Linked DNA regions of Homo sapiens: region 1 is linked to region 2. A link is an interaction called in ENCODE POLR2A ChIA-PET data of the cell type or tissue named here. Cell type or tissue: A673. All regions are shown on one strand. Each heading gives the region's core, and the rest is flanking DNA. Links, peaks and the distances in the headings are about the cores only. Region 1 has its middle 5.6 kb from the start of SLC35C1. Region 2 overlaps CRY2 (cryptochrome circadian regulator 2).

Region 1 (8,332 bases), core at 253-8,252, 56 kb after region 2:
TTTATTCTTTTTGGGACGGAGTCTCGCTCCGTCGCCCAGGCTGGAGTGCAGTGGTGCTATTTCAGCTCACTGCAACCTCCGTCTCCCGGGTTCAAGCGATTCTCCTGCCTCAGCCTCCCGAATAGCTGGAATTACAGGCGTCCACCACCACGCCCGGTTATTTTTTGTATTTTTAGTAGAGACCGGGTTTCGCCGTGTTGGCCAGGCTGTTCTCTAACTCCTGACCTCAGGTGATCCGCCGGCCTCGGCCTCCCAAAGTGCTGGGATTACAAGCGTGAGCCACCGTGCCTGACCTCAAAAAGATTTTTTTTAAAAGGTTGATAGATTAAATAAGATAAGCCATTGATAGTTGTAGCTAGGCGTAGATACACAAGGACCCATTATAAGAGTTTCCTTACTTTTGTGTACATTTGCAAATTTCCAGAATAAAAAGGTAAAACCTATATAGTACGCTTAAACTCTCAGATCCTAACTGCACAAACCTTCACTGGAGCTGAGCGCAGCCCTGGGTGGGCTGTAGGGAAATGGGAGGGCTGCAGGCTGCAGTGAAGTAAACAGCTGCCCCACAACGAGCCGGGCCCACACCCTACCCTCTTCCACTAGCCCCGGGTACTAGCACTCCCCTCTTCCTCCTCAAGGAATGAGACTCTGCTTCCTAGTTGTGGGCTGTTCTCCACCTGGAGGATACCATCTGGTTACCTTGTCACTTTTGGAACTAAAATATCCCTTTGGGGAAAGAAAGACTCAAGAGGGACTGAGCTGGTCTCCTCAACCCCACCTGGAGAGTCTACCTCTGGGATTTTCCTTTGAAGCTGTGGGTTTTGGTTCATTAAGAGCAATTCGTATCTGTTCCAGTCTCTCCTCTCTTATGCCCGAGAGTTCACCATGACAAACAATTTAGTGACAGACAGGGCAAACTTGTCCCTGAGAGGCCCTGGTGATCTGGAAGGGCCTTCTCCTTAGCACATTAGCAGGAACTTGTCTGATGACTGCTGCCACCTTGAACTGGAGGGAAGAGATATATCTTGTATATAGGCCAGATGCACTTCGCTGAGAGAGGCCCAGGGGCAGTCAGTGCTGCGTGTGTGGGGGACAGTGTGGGCTCTCTATGGAGGCCAAAGTATACCCCTGTCTCCAATCTCTCACATCATACCTGAAATTCTGTCATTAGTGTCACTCCCTTGGATTAAGGTTGTTAACAGGCCAGTACAGCAAGTTTCCTGGATTCTAATCATTTTATCCCTTATGAGGGAAAGGAGGGGTGGGGATGTTTCTTAGGGGGTCTAAGGCCCCTGGGAATTGTGTACCTTGCATAAATGGTTTGCTTTTGAATTTTCTTTAAGGAATGTTAATTGTTTAAACCATCCACAAAGGGTGAAATTTTAGGTCTTGCCAACAGTGATTATCCAGGGTGTGAATTTGGTGTGAGGTAGAGCATAAGATCATCAACGTGGCAGCTGAAGGGCTGTAATAGTTCCTTTATGGGTGTAGTCTCATTTTCTTGCCTTGGCTGGGAGCCACTAATAATGTCAGCAGGAAATTATTTCTGCCAGTCACAGTGAACAGAACTAACTTCCCAGGTTCAGGGGTCAGTGGATCTGTACCTGTGCGGCTTGAGAACTTCTGGGAACACACAGATGTTGACTGTCTCACTCTGAGTTCAACAAGGACTCATGAGCCTACCCTATGTGATAGACACTCCTAGTTGTCTACCAAAATTCACTCCCCCATTCATCCAAAATAATTGGATTGTAGCTAGTCTTATGGTTGCCCAGCCAAAGACTACATTTCCCAGCCTTCCTTCTAAGTAGATGAACCATGTGACTTAGTGGATGGTGAAGGGAAGTGTCTTGGTGAGTTCAGCCTGCTATAACAAAAATACCATAGATTGAGCAGCTTAAACAGTAAGCATTTATTTCTCACAGTCTGGAGGCTGGGAGGTCCAAGATCAAGGCCCAGGTGGATCTGGTGTCTGGCAAGGGGCTGCTTCCAGCTTGTAGAAGGCTGCTTTCTCCTTCTGTCTTCACCTGGCACATAGATGGGGGTGGAGTGGGGGGAGGATCTCATGTCTTTTCTTATAAGAGCACTAATCCCACCATGAGGGCTCCACTCTCATGACCTAATTACCTTCCAAAGACCCATCCCCAAATACCATCATATTGGGGCTTAGGGGTCCATTGGAGTATATAAATTTTGGAGGGATACCTCCAGTCTATAGCAACACGTGAGATATGCTACTTTCTAGGTCTTTAAAACTTTAGGAGTGTGTTCCTCCATGCTTTTTCTTCCTCTTCCCATAACCTGGAAACCAAATGCATCTATAAGCCAGTCTTGACCATGAGGACAAGGACAACGTCTTAGAGGCTGTGGAGGAATGTGATGGAAAAAGCCGAGGTCCCTGATTCTGTGGAGCAGAGATACCTGCCACTGTGGACTGTGGGAAATCAACTTATGTTCCTGCATACCTACACAGTTCTAAAGGGGTCTCTTTGCTACAGCAACAAGGCCTTTACCCACATGCCTACTGGAATGGCATTTCCTCCTCACACACATATTTTCTAGGCAAAATTGAGAAGGCATGAAATTGCTTAGTCTAATTTCTCTGTTCCTCTCTCTCTCTTTTGCTTTATCTCTCACAGTTTCCCATCCATCCATCCATCCATCCATCCATCCATCCATCCATCCATCCAACTGTTCATCCATCCAACCATCCATCCATCCGTCTGTCCATCCTGTCCTTATCCAGGACCTAGCACAATGCCTGCCACAGTAGGTGCCTAGTGCCTCGTTGTGGAATGAATGGAAGTCAGACCATGGGTAGGAATGCCTGGAAATCAGGGCCAATTTAAGAACCGTATTGACCCTAATCCCTGAAGTTTATAAGGCTTCTCATTCATCCCACATATAATTCAAAGTAAAAATTAACACTAAACTACAAAATACATGTAAGCAGAGCAAAAATCTTTTTTTTCCTCATTATTACTGGAATGCTCTTTTGAAAATAATAAGCTATTTCCAGAAAAAAATTATGTCTTCCTTTTCTAGTACTTGTGGCAGATGCTACCAATCATCTATTTCAGGAGTTGGCAAATTTTTTTTGTAAAAGGCCAGAGAGTAAGTGTTTCAGATTCTGTGGGCCATATAGTCTCTGTCGAAAGTACTCAACACTGCTATTGTAGTATTGTAAACAAATGGATACAGCTGCATTTCAATAAAACTTTATTTATAAAAATGGAGGAATGGACAGAAGTTGGTTAATGGGTACGAAAATACAGTTTTAGATAGAAGGACTAAGTTCTAGTATTTGATAGTACAGTAGAAGAATTATAGTTAACAATAACTTATTGTATATTTCAAAATAGCTAGAAGAGAAGAACTGTAATGCTCCTAACACAAAAGATAAATGTTTGAGGTAATGGGTATCCCAATTACCCTGATTTAATCATTATACATTATATACATGTATCAAAATATCACATGTACTCAAAAAATACAATTATGATATATCAATAATTTTTTAAACATTAAACAAGTAGTGGACCAGATTTGGTTCACTGGTTGTAGTTTGCAGACCTCTGGTTTACTCTATATTAAATTATTCTTCTTGGCCGGGCATGGTGGCTCACGCCTGTAATCCCAGCACTTTGGGAGGCTGAGGTGGGCGGATCACTTGAGGCCAGGAGTTTGAGACCTGCCTGGCCAACATGGTGAAATCCAGTCTCTATTAAAAATACAAAAATTAGCTCAGCGTGGTGGTGCATGTCTGTAGTCCTAGCTACTCGGGGGGCTGACATATGAGAATTGCTTGAGCCTAGGAGGCAGAGGTTGTAGTGAGCTGAGATTGTGCCACTGTACTCCAGCTTGGGCAACAGAGTGAGACTCTGTCTCAAAATAAATAAATAAATAAATAAATAAATAAATAAATAAATTCTTCTTTCTTACTAACATTACCCATATTTTGTTTGTAAGTCAACATGTCAACATGTTTCACCTCAAACTGGTTACTTGCAGCTAGAGGTGACCATGTGACATAATTTTGGCCAATGAGTAGTAAGCTGAGGATTTCTGGGAAAGTTTTTGCTTTTTGCGATAGGTATAGACTTATTTGCTGTTTTTTTTTTTTTTTTTTTTTTTCCCCTCCTTTGTTCTGCCTATAATGTGGAACTGATGTCTGGAAAGGCGGCAGCCATCTTGTGGCCATGAGGCAAAAGCTACGAAGAGGAAAACTAAGGATGGCAGAACTAAGGATGGCAGGACAGCTGGGAGCTGTCCTGAGTCCTTTAGAGCTTGGCTAAGCTGCCCTCTCAGCTCTGGGCTGCCTAAGCCTTACTGTAGGAGATGAATAACCCCTATCAGTTTAAACCGCTCCAGGATGGTATTCTGGTTTTGGCTGTGGAGGAAAGTCCTAATGTAAACAGTGCTCTATTGAGCAATTCAGTGTTGCTGGAACTCATGTTGAAGGTTCCAGGAAGGCTCGGGACTGCGTAGTTTCTGGGTCTGGGGCAGCAATGTGGAGGATTCACTTGTCAGGGAGTGAACCCATGCTGATGAGCTAAAGGTGGGGTGGAGAATTCCAAAGGCAGGGCCCACTTGCCAGACAAGGATTGGGAGTGGGAGAGTCAGAACAAGGACAAACAAATCCCAAAGCATGAGATGTGTGGCCAGAAACGGGGGGAGGGGATTCTTCAGGCAAGAACGGGAAATAGGCAGGGGATTGGCACGGAGCTGGCTCCGCTTTCACAATGACACTTACGAGGCGTCACCTTGCATTCCTGGTCTGGCTCCTGGGCAGTGGCTGACTTTGGACGGTGTTGGCCTTTTTGGATCTGTTGAGATGTAGAGTAGTGATATGGTCTGGCTCTGTGTCCCCACCCAAATCCTGTGTTGAACTGTAATCCCCAGTGTTGGAGGTGGGGCCTGGAGGGAGGTGATCGGATCACAGGGATGGTTTCAGATGGTTTAGCATCATCTCCCTAGTGCTGTCTCATGACAGAGTTCTCCCAAGATCTGGTTGTTTAAAAGTGTGTAGCACCTTCTGCTTTGCTCTCTTCCTCCCTCTCCAGCCATGTGAGACGTGACTGATTTCTCTTTACCTTCTGCCATGATTGTAAGTTTCCTGAGGCCTCCCCAGCCATGCTTCCTGTACAGCCTGCAGAGCTGCGAGTCAGTTAAACCTCTTTTTTAAATAAATTACCCAGTCTCAGGTAGTTCTTTGTAGCAGTGTGAGAATGGACTAATACAAGTAGTAAAAAGCATTACTTCACAAAACTCCCGAAATATGCATCTGATTAATCTCTGAGCAGGAGTGATGTTTCCCCAGTCCTAATCCATTGGGAGTAATGGTGTCTGCCCCTCTTGGTGGAGGGTGTGTTACCAGCAGCTAACATTTATTGGAGATTGGCTTCATACCAGGTGGTTTATATACAACATGTTAGTCCTCACAACAATGCTGTGAGGTAGAGTCCACCATCATATTCTTATTTTCCAGAGGGAGAAATTGAGACACAGAGATGTTAAGTCTTTGGTTCAAGGCCACCCATGAGGAGGTAAGAGCTGGATTTGAACCCAGGCTAGTTTGACTTCTGAGCAGAAGTTTATCCTGTTGCATGAGCTCACCTTACTCCCAGAGAGTTTTCCAATTGGTCTTCTAGGTCCTTGGGCCTATGGAGTGACCCTGGCCTTGCTGCTCTCCGTCCTGCTGTTGAAGGGCAGATACGTGCCTAGGGTTGGATTGCACCAGTCCCAGGGTTCTTTCCATGCTGGTACTTGAGAACCCTCTGACTGATCCATTATCTGGTCTTTGTCTGTAGCTTTTCCACCCATTAGTTTTATCTCCCACCTAACTGTAAGCTCCGTGGTAGTAGAGAGGATGTCTAGGGATCATGATAGCTAATAGTTATTGGGCACTTGCTGTGTGCTCTGCCCTGGCCTCAACACTGCATGGATTAATTCCTCTAATCCCCATGATACCTCTGTGAATTGGGCATTCTTATTCCATTTTACAGAAGAGGAAACTGAGGTCTGGAGAGGTTAAGTTAACTTGCCTAAGGTCATAGGGGCTGACAAATGGCAGAGCTGGGATTTGAACCCCAGGCCGACTGATTTACTCCCTTAACTATTCATGTTATTCTGCCTCTCCTTGTGTATATAGCACTTTGTGGTTTACAAAGCATTTTCACCCACATTTAAAAAGGCTCTCAGAACATCAGGGCTTCAAAATACCTTAGAGATTGCCCACTCCTCCTCATTTTACAGAGAATGAATAGGTCAAGAGAGGAATGAGTTGCTCAGGGTCACACAGTTTATGAAAGGGTGAGACAGGACTGGAACCCCACTCTCCTAACTGTTCATAGATAGCCCTGCCAGACCCCAGGCTCCTTCCCTGCCCTGTGAGCTCTCTAAGCACTGGGGCTGCATCATAGGCATCCTTAGGCCTCTGGCCCCTAGCACAGTACCTTGCACACAATAGGTGCTCAGGAAGTGTGCACTGAATGGATATGAGCCCAGGGCTCACGTCATTATTAGACACACCACTCCATTCCAGTACATCTTTGGTATGTCTCATGGCATGGGGCACAATGGCCGGCATATAGTCGGTGTACTGTGTTGAATAGTATCCCCCACAAATTCATACCCAGAACCCCAGAATATATGACCTCACTTGGAAATAGGATTATTGCAGCTGTATTGAGTTAAAATGGGTTCATACTGGATTAAGGTGGGCCCTCAGTCCTATGACTTGTGTCCTTGTAAGGAGAGGGAGATTTGGTGATGCAGAGACGCAGAGTGGGCACACATGGCTGAAAGGCCTCGTTAAGATGGAGGCAGAAGGTAGAAATAGGACTAGTGCAGCGCCAGGCCGAGAATCTCCAAGGATTGTTGGCAAGCTCCCGAAACTTGGAGAGAGGCACAGAACAGATTCCTCCAGGAGGAACCAACACAACTGACACCGGCTGATTTTTGCCTTCTGGCCTCCTGAACTGTGAGAGAATACATTTTTGTTGTTTTCAGCTACAAGTCTGTGGTAATTTGTTACAGCAGGTCTAGGAAACTAATGTAGTAGGTCTGTGAAAAACAAAATCAGAAACTGTTGCTTCACTGATAGATCCCAGGGGGACCACAAAAGCAACAGCTTTTGGCCAGGCGCAGTGGCTCACTCTCTGTCACTTTGGGAGGCCGAGGCAGGCAGATCACCTGAGGTCAAGAGTTCGAGACCAGCTTGGCCAACATGGTGAAACCCCATCTCTACTAAAAATACAAAAATTAGCCGGGCATAGTGGTGGGTGCCTGTAATCCTAGCTACTCGGGAGGCTGATGCAGGAGTATCACTTGAACCTGGGAGGTGGAGGTTGCAGTGAGCCAAGATTGTGCCATTGCACTCCAGCCTGGGCGACGGGCAAAACTCGGTCTCAAAAAAAAAAAAAAAAAAAAGAAGCAACAGCTTTGTCTTAATCTTGGCTGGGGATGAGGGGAGAGAGGGTTCAGTGGCTAAAACACTTCACTCTGCAAGTCCATGGCACAGATCCACCTGGAAAGACATTGAGGCATGGTGGAAACCTCCCTAGACTTTTAGTTCTTGGCCTGGTGGCTACAGTCTTGAGATTTTTAGATAATTTCTCCATCACTCTAGACTTCAGTTTTCCCATCAGTAAGATGGAAGAGGAGCCAGGCTTAATAGCTTCTAAGGTAAAAGACTCCGATTCTCATCCCAGATGGTAAGTGGGTTGTAGGGAAGGGCCTGTTGAAGCCAAATGGAACTTATTGGCCCATGTCACTGGGAAGTCTCAGAGATCTACCAGGTTTAAGTGCAGCTTGACCCAGTTATTACAGATCCTAGTCTAGGCTCTTATCTAAGTAGTGGTTTTGCTCTGAGGCTCCATGGGATGGCAAAATGGCTTCAACTATTCCACACCTTACACCATCTGGTTGAAGTCTGGTGGGGGAAAAAACAATCACTGTTCTTCCACAGTCTTGAGGTACACTCTGATTAGTTGGCTCAGGTCACATGACCACCCTGACCAATCACGGTGGCCAAGCAGATAAGACCAGCGCTCTGGTTTAAGCCTGTGTCACAAGCTCCACTCCCTGGGAACTGGGGGTTCCTAGCCAAAGGTCCAGACAAGGTGGGCTGAGAGTCGGGGAGGGCTCTGCAAGTGAATTTTGGGAGGCGTTATCACAAGGGGATGAATGCTGGATGGCAAGCTACCAGGGTCCACATGAGGAGCCTGCCTTGGAAGTGGGGAAGGCAATCTGGAAGGTTCCCACTTTGTTCAGCGCTCTCCCACACTCATCCCTACACCCGGCTAATGTATATTTCAGGGCTCAGTGCAGA
Region 2 (8,332 bases), core at 34-8,033:
AATATGAGGCACAGGTGGGACTCGGGCATACTAGGAGCAGATTTGTAAATACCCTGAGTGTGGGTCCTCACTGCTTCCATGCTTTGGGCCTAACAAGCCTCTCTGCCACCTCAATGGGGTAAAGCTCTTTGTGACCTGTTCTACAGGTCCTGACTCTGGCCTATTCTCCTCCAGCTTCTAGAAGATGCCATGCCTCCTGGGTCAGGTAGCCCTAATGCTGAACCTCTCTGAGTTCCGCTCAGCAGGGGCCCAAATTACTAACTCTCACAATTGGTAACCTGATCCCTGGGCCCCATCTCTTACCTGTCCAGGTCATAGAGGGTATGAGAATTCTCCGTCACTACTTCCACACCAGCCTCCTTGGCCATCTTCATGATGGCTGCATCCCGTTCTTTCCCAAAGGGTTCAGAGTCATATTCAAAGGTCAAGCGGGTCACTCCCCATTCCTGTGGGGAGAGGATCTGTTATGCTCAACACTGTGTTTGGGGAGGAGGGGGAAGCTGGACTCTCAGTTCCTTCCTGGGAGAGAACAGAGCTAGTCTAGAGACCTATCTGATGGGCAGCAGAAAAAACTAGGAACAGGGATTTGATCTGGAAAGCAAACAAGCTGAGGTTCAGAAAGTTTGAGGAGGGCAGGCAGTGTGGCGAAGCCAACAGCACAGCAACAGTGGAGTTGGGAGAGAGGTAGGCAGCCTTGTGCACTTGCTGTGTCCTTGAGGTAGGAGAATGCAGCAGGAGGCCATAAATACAACGCTCCTGGGAAACCCCCAGTCCCAGAGAGTGGCACTGACTCACAGGTGGGACAGGACCACAGCCTTCTGCCTGCTCAGCAAGCTTTTCCCAGAGCTCCTCACAGCCCTGCAGACTTGTGGCCTAGTTTTCTTGGCAGAGTTGTGCTATGTGAAGTGTCTTAATTGTTTCCACAGCAACACTCCTGAGGCCAATAGCAAACAGAGCTAATAGGTTCCAGCCCTGAGAGAGTCAGGAAAGGGGAAGCGATCCTTAGTCTGGAGGTCAGAGGAAACTGACCAGAGGGGCTACATGTTGAAAAGGAGGAAGTTCTTTCCTAAGCCTTTAGTCATTTCTGGTAGGAATTTCTAGATCTCATAGCAAGCTGGCCCAGTGAATGGTTGTACAGTCAACCCACAGAAAGCCCTAGAGCATGCAACTTGCAAGAAGAAAAACACATTCTCCAAAGTCTCTGGTCATAGTCTCTGAAAGCTCTGAACCACAGGGGCAAATGTCCTAGCCATGCACAGGCTGGTCTGGTCCTGACTCAGCCCTGCCCGGGGACTGGGTCCTTAGCAGGGCCAGTTATCCCTCATTCGAGGATATCAGCATTAAACATTGATTGAGCCCTTGCTATATGCCAGGTACCATGCTTATAGTTCATATAGGTTACATCACTGAATACTCATTGTAACCTGTGAATAACAATATTATTAAATTACATTTTCTCCAAGAAGCCTTCTTGACCTCCTCCTTCAATATAATTCTTCTGCACCTTGTCTTTTTTCCACTGCAGCATGTATTATATGACAATGATACACTTGCCTGTTTCCCCTATTAGTGTGAACTCTCAGAGCAGAAACCATGTTGTCTCACTCATCATCATTACCCTTATACCTAGTATGGGGCCTAGTACCTAGCAGAAGCTCAATAAAAATACATTACATGACTGAATGGATGACCTAGCTATATCTCTGGGATATAAGTGGGTTGGCCTCTGAGTTGCTGGGGGAGAAAAAGGGCAATGTCGAGGGGAGAAGGGAGGCAAATGTATTTATATGGTATGGTGGGTAAGGATACAGCTCTAGAGTCAGAATCCAAGATCGTCACTTATTAACTTCACAACCAATGACTGTTTCCTCTCCTGTAAATCGGGATAGCAGTAGCCACCTCTTAGGCCTGCTGTGAGGAAGAACTCAGTTGATGTAAACAAGCACTGGGAACAGCGCTTGACTCATAGGCAGCCCTCAATGAATGTGGGCAATTACTAGCACTGTGTGATTTGTACATGTATGCACAATTATGTGTGGGGTTACGGGGAGGGGAATTGAAGGATGATGTATTCACTAAGCTGTTTGCCTTGACATGACTTTTCCTTTTGTCTCGGAGTTAGGGTGGGGAGGGGCATGACAATCATTGTGTGCTGCTGAGGGTGATGGCAGTCTGTCCCACAGCCCTCTGTCCATGAGTTCCTGTGCTTCTATGTGGGCCTTAGAATATACTTTTTAAAGGGATTGAGGGAAAAGTGGACTGGCCCCGTTACTGCAAACAGAAACCTATGTGGCACCAAAATGAAGATTTCTATCAATCATTTACCCCATGGGAAACAAGAAAGCTTCCTCAGAAAGGCTGACCTTTTTTTTTTTTTTTTTGAGACGGAGTCTCGCTCTGTTGCCCAGGCTGGAGTGCAGTGGCACAATCTCGGCTCACTGAAAGCTCCGCCTCCCGGGTTCACACCATTCTCCTGCCTCAGCCTCTCGAGTAGCTGGGACTACAGGTGCCAGCCAACATGCCCAGCTAATTTTTTGTATTTTTAGTAGAGACGGGGTTTCACCATGTTAGCCAGGATGGCCTGGATCTCCTGACCTCGTGATCCGCCTGCCTCGGCCTCCCAAAGTGCTGGGATTACAGGCGTGAGCCACCTCGCCCGGCAGAAAAGGCTGACTTTTCCCAATAAGCAGAGCAAAGCAAGATGGGAAATGTACCTTGCTAGACATGAAACCCCACCTCAAAGTCTTGGCCTAGAAGGAACCCTAATAAATCTGGCTGGCTTGAGCCAAGAAAACATTGAAGGAAGCCAGTGGCATCCAGAGTGGAATGACTTACCACATCCTATGTCTGGACTGAGCTGAGAGCTTTCCAACAAGACACTGGTTTCCCAGAATTTTTTTCCTTAACACAGTTTCCATTCCAAGAGCAAGCTAACTGGCTGCCTTTGCTCCCAACTTCTCTAGCAGCAACAGCCAGACCAGCCCTGATGTTTCCATTCCCTCAGTCGGAATATCATATCACTCAGGCTGTGGGGAAACCGTCAGGGACAGAATCTCACTGTCTTCTCTGGGGCTCTGCACGCTTACCTTGAACAGCCTTGGGAACACGTCGGCTGGCTGTCCCCGGACTACAAACAGGCGGGAGTTCAGTTTCCTTAAACTTGTGTCCAAATCTTCCAGAGACTGAAGTAGGAACCTGTGGAGTCCACACAGGCCTTGTTAGTGATAACATCATGAAGAGTGGCTCTCTTTCCTAACAAAGCAGGGAGAAACTGGTTCGCTGTTTATGCCCAACAGGCAGCCTCATGATCACTAGGGCTGGAGAGGCCTGGGTTCCAGCCCAGGAGGGATGTGGTAGTGGATCAGCGCTGCTCTGCTTCAAACCCTGGTCTTGCCACTTACTAGCTGTGTGACTTTAGGCAATAACCTAACCTCTTTGCCTGTTTTCTCGCCGGTAATGTGAAGCTGATGTTAGTACCCATCTCATAAAATTGCTAAGAAAAGAAAATCGAATAATGTGTGAAAAACATTTAGCACTGTGCCTGGCACACAGACATCATGAGATAAATGTGAGCTGTTCCTAGTGTGGTGTTTCTGTGTGATCAGAGGCTAGTCACTTACTCCCTCGCAGTCTCTGGGGCTAGATATAAGTATCTGCCCAGCATGAGGTTGTTGTGAGACTCACGTGGGAGCCATCTGAAAAGCCAGTGCAATACTGTGGTATGAAGCATTAAGGTCCTCTTAGCAGAGGACCAGACTGCCACAGCCGGGAAAATCCTCCTTACTCTGGTGGAAAAGACTCCTTGACTTTCTGCATGCATGCTCTGGGCCATGCGTATTTCTGCTGCCACAGCCTCACAGCCTGCAATGGGTCCCTAGTTCCCAGAGCTTTGTTTGGCAGGTGGCTCACTCTCCAGGCCTCTCCAGGGCTCTGGTGATCAGGTTCTCATCCCAAGAGGGAGAAGGCCTTAAAAGGTACTTCTCAATAGCTATCTTCACATTTTTGTGGGGGTGGGGGTGGGGAAGACCGCAGCTAGGCAAGAACTTCAGCAGGAGACCTGGATCACCAGGGGAAAGGGAAAGGACATTAACATTTGCTGAGTGCCTTCAGCGTTTTATTTTTAAATTAAATTAACATTATAACCAGATAAACTATTCATGTGGCTCAAAATTCCAGTGACAAAGTGGTACATAGTAGAAAGGGTTTTCCCCTCCCTCACTCCCCAGAGGCAACCAAGGTTATCAATGGGATTTTGGTTCTGTCATGCTTTTTAAGTGCATTTCTGCATTTAATTCTCTCAACTATTTTGAAGGAAATAGTACCATCCTTATTTTATAGATGAGGAAACTGAGACACTCAGAGGTGAATTAATTTGTCTAAGACCATAGCTGTTAAGTGACAAAGCTGGGGATTCAGGAACCTAGGGTGGTCACTCTGAAACCCACATTTTCCTCTCTGTGCCCTTTTTTATTTATTTATTTACTTTTTGAGACAGAGTCTCGCTCTGTCGCCCAGGCTGGAGTGCAGTGGCGTAATCTCGGCTCACTGCAACCTCCCCAACCCAGGTTCAAGCGATTCTCCTGCCTCAGCTTTCCGAGTAGCTGGGGTTATAGGTATGTGCACCACACCCAATTAATTTTTTAAACAATATTTTTAGTAGAGATGGGGTTTCACCATGTTGGCCAGGTTGGTCTTGAACTCCTGACCTCAAGTGATCCGCCCTCCTCAGCCATCCAAAGTGCTGGGATTACAGGCGTGAGCCACCGTGAGGGTTCTGTGCCCCATTTCTAAAGATTTCTAGTTGCACACCAACTCTGTTCCAGGGGCTGAGATTCTGCAGGCCCTCAGGAGTTTGGAATCCTGTTCTCTAATAGCAATGTGACTACAGGTAATCCACTGGCATTCTTATCTTCTTCTTCAAGAACCCACAGGTCAATCTGCATATGTCACAGATACCTCTGAGGCACCTGCTATCTACCCCTTGGGTCTCCACCCATCCCCAGCATTTTTCTCTGTCAACAATAGAAATGGCACATCACAGTCACATTCCCTGACTACTGGAGGCTTACAGAAGCAGTGACTATTCCCAGGCTGCCAACTAGAACCAGCCCCCACTGCTGCCTCTGACGTACACAACTTGACACACTCCTACGGCCAATGCCACCGACCCACATTCTAGCATGGGCTGAGCCCTGGCCTCGGCTCAAAGCATCATGTTTGCAAAAGAGCATGAGGAAGACTCTCTGAGAGGTTGGGATGGAAGACAAACAGGTTGAATGCTGCTTTATGCAAACCAAAAGCTCCACCTCTGTGAATTTCTGTTTTTGAAAAATTGTCACCTCCAGAAAAGGAACAGGGAGCTGCAAGTGCGTCACTTGTGTTGGCCTCCCCCAAGCCTCACCACTCTTCTGGAAGGAAAAGAAGAGAAATCCATGCAAATGGTCTCATGCCATCTGAAACCTGGACCCTGCCAGGTAGAATGCCTAGGGCTAGGAGCAGTGATTTAAATTTCATAACCCCAGGACACAGGGTCCTCCATCTGCAGCTCCCAGGAGTGTCCTTGCCATGCGCTTTGGGGGTCTTTTCCTTCACAGTCCACCAGGCTGCATAGGACTTTGATTTGAAGCTATAAATAAGGTTGGAATGCACATGAAATCTAGGTTCCAGAACATGTAGCAATCTGCCTTCTATAGAACTTTATTTTTAGACCTCATTTACTAAAAGGAGAGATTCCTCGTAGCATCTCTAAAGTACAGCTAATCCTATGAGAGCCCTTTTCTTCTTTCACAAAAGATGTTTATAGCAGGAAGCAGAGATGTGAGGCTGGTAGAAGGCCCAACTCTGAACCCAGCAACTAAATAAAAATAATGATAATAATGGCAATGATTAACATTTAATAAGCATTTACAATGACAGGCACTATTCTACTTGTTTCACATACATTACCTCATTTAATTCTCAAACAGCCCAATCAAGTAGGTAATATTATTATTCCCATTTTATAGATGAGGGAACTGAGGCATAGAGAGATTATGAAACTTGCCCAACATCATATACCTAGTAAGTGGCCAGAATTCAAACCTAGGCAATCTGTCAGGCTTGACATGTTCGTTTTTAGCCAGCCACTGCCTCTCAACAAACAGAGCACTGAGGCTGTGCTGCCCTGGGCTCAGCCATTAGGGAGCACCACAGGCCAACTCAAAGGCCAGCAACACCTCTGCTGCCAGATCTTTCCTCCTCTGAGTGTGGTCTGACAATCAGCAGCATTGGCTGTGAAACACCCAGGAGTCTGTTGAAATGCAGAATCTCAGGCTCTAACCCAGACCTCCAAAATTAGAATCTGTATTTTAGCAAGATCCCCTGGTGATTCATTTGCATATTAAAGTTTCACAAGCACTACTCTAGAAAACTGAACTTTACTTCTAGTCTCTGTTACAAGTTGCCTTTCTTTGCTTCTAGTTTGTTTGTACTAAACTTTCTCTCTTGAGCATCCATATTTCTGCCTCCCCTTTGGCCTGCTAGAAATGCTCTGCTTCTTCCAACTTCCCTCCCGAGTCAACCCGGGAAGGGAGGGCTCAGGACAGCCACCACACGGAGGCAATAGACAGGGATGTGAGGAGGGTCCCCAGTATCTCCAGACTCCAGGCAGCCAGAGAATGCAGAGAATGAGAAGCCACCACTAGGGTACTACCTTTGAGGCCTGCCAGGTGACAGCTGTCCCTCACATTTGGAGCAGTGCTGCGACTGGGCAAAGGCTCAGTGGGCAGGTATATGCATTCTTTCACCAGAGAGAACCTTGGGCCTTCTGTGGTCCCTTAGAACCCTCCTCTTTACTCCAATTTCTCTTTACTCCAATGAGGGGACTCTGAAGGAAACTGGCCTGGGCATTGGAGATGGTGGTGTTGGGGGCTGGCACTTCACCCTTGGCAGCTCTTAGCTGAGCTCACATGGCCAAAATTCAGAGCACATGGTCCTGGGAGAGCAAAGCTTACCCTTTGGATTAGACAACATGTGCAACTGAATTACATTATTATGTAAGTGCTCTGGAGCCAGAGGCAGGCAGAACTGGAGAAAACCAGACTGGGATTTCCAAAAATATAGAGAGGACACTATAACTCAGGGACTCTACAAGGCTAGCCTTTTAGAATAAAACAAGCAGATCCTTTGATTAAGTACTCATATTTAGGGAAGGCCTTCTCTAGGAATGGCTGATCCTGTGTTGAGGAATATTTTATTTATTTGTTGTTAATGGGGGGAGGGAGGATAACAGTGAATTCTTTTGGGTCCAGGCTGTCCTTGACCAAGTTCCTCTGCTTCAAGGCAAGGTTATCTAACAACGATGATGATACCACTGGCTGGCACAGATTGGCTACATAGGATATTAATAGAAATTAATTTTTCCTAAGTAATTAAGAGAGCTTAAGCCCCATGGAAAAGGATAACCTAAACTCACAATCTCTGGCAGGGATTTATTTCTAAGTATCTGAGTGATATTTAGAAATACTTAAATATTAAATTCTTATTATTTTAAAAATATATTTATTCTTTCCTAATTTCAAAGAGAAAGATGAAGGTTTTTATCCCCTTTGGGCAAACAGAAACATTTCCTTGGCAGCAGAACAGTAAAGTGCCTCTCTCAGGTACCAATGTGAATAGCTCAGAGAAGCTCCTGTTTCCCTGCCAGTAGACTAGCGTTCTCAATCCACTTCCCAACAGTCCAACAGTGTTCAGCTCTCAGCATCTGGGAAGAGAGACACACTTGTTCTCATGGGGCATCCTGGGAAGTTCCCAGTTTACCTCATTTACCAATTCTAAGAGAAATGGGCTGAGAGGGAACATATTTTATTTCTACAAATTCCCTCTGTCCCAGAAGCTCCTGAAAGAGGCGCAGCACAGAGCCAGGGACAAAATGATTTAAATAAAGTGGAAGAGGAACTGTTGCTAACACCTATCCAAGTTGCAGTGGGGAGAGAAAGGTAATGAAAAACCACAGAGGTCATTTTAAAATCTAGGAACTGCTCACATCTTCCTTTAGTTTATCTTCTTGCTGCAGTACCTCCTTCTAGATGTAGCAAATCTGGGGAAGGTGAGGCTGGGGAAAATGTGAAAGGGCTTAGCCAAGTAGCACTTGGAAAAAAAAAAAAAAAGTCCTGAGGCTCATATAGCTACAATTAGCCCGTAAACTTCCCACCATCACCAGGGCAAGAAGTATGCTAGGCTTCTTCTTGCTAATCAATATGTGTATTTCTTGGTTGCATTTCTCTGTCCGTTTTTACTCTTAGTGCCATTCATAGTTATTTTAATCTGATTTCCTCTGCAGAAAAACATTGTG

The links. ChIA-PET counts read pairs that join two places held together with the same protein. Peaks named below come from ENCODE experiments on the same cell type or tissue, not always from the same donor. Only the 100,000 strongest peaks of a DNase experiment are listed, where the experiment ranks them.
Region 1: POLR2A ChIA-PET joins it to region 2 with 5 read pairs; 19 of 35 experiments call an interaction of 5 or more read pairs at or near these places.

Annotation. Positions count from the first base shown.
Region 1 is chr11:45,795,340-45,803,671 of GRCh38, reverse strand. No RefSeq gene overlaps it. Among named protein-coding and RNA genes, the nearest start is that of SLC35C1, 5.6 kb to the left of the region's middle. In A673, for the core only: no CTCF peak of the experiment used is centred there; a DNase peak (open chromatin) is centred at 1,781.
Region 2 is chr11:45,850,845-45,859,176 of GRCh38, reverse strand. It overlaps CRY2 (cryptochrome circadian regulator 2), which reads right to left. Exons shown (of 12, transcript NM_021117.5): 2 at 3,087-3,195; 3 at 304-446. Among named protein-coding and RNA genes, the nearest start is that of CRY2, 7.5 kb to the right of the region's middle. RefSeq lists enhancers at 1-64, 6,439-6,578 and a silencer at 6,565-6,859. In A673, for the core only: CTCF peaks have their summits at 6,509 and 6,714; DNase peaks (open chromatin) are centred at 886 and 3,676; H3K27ac peaks cover 3,497 bases.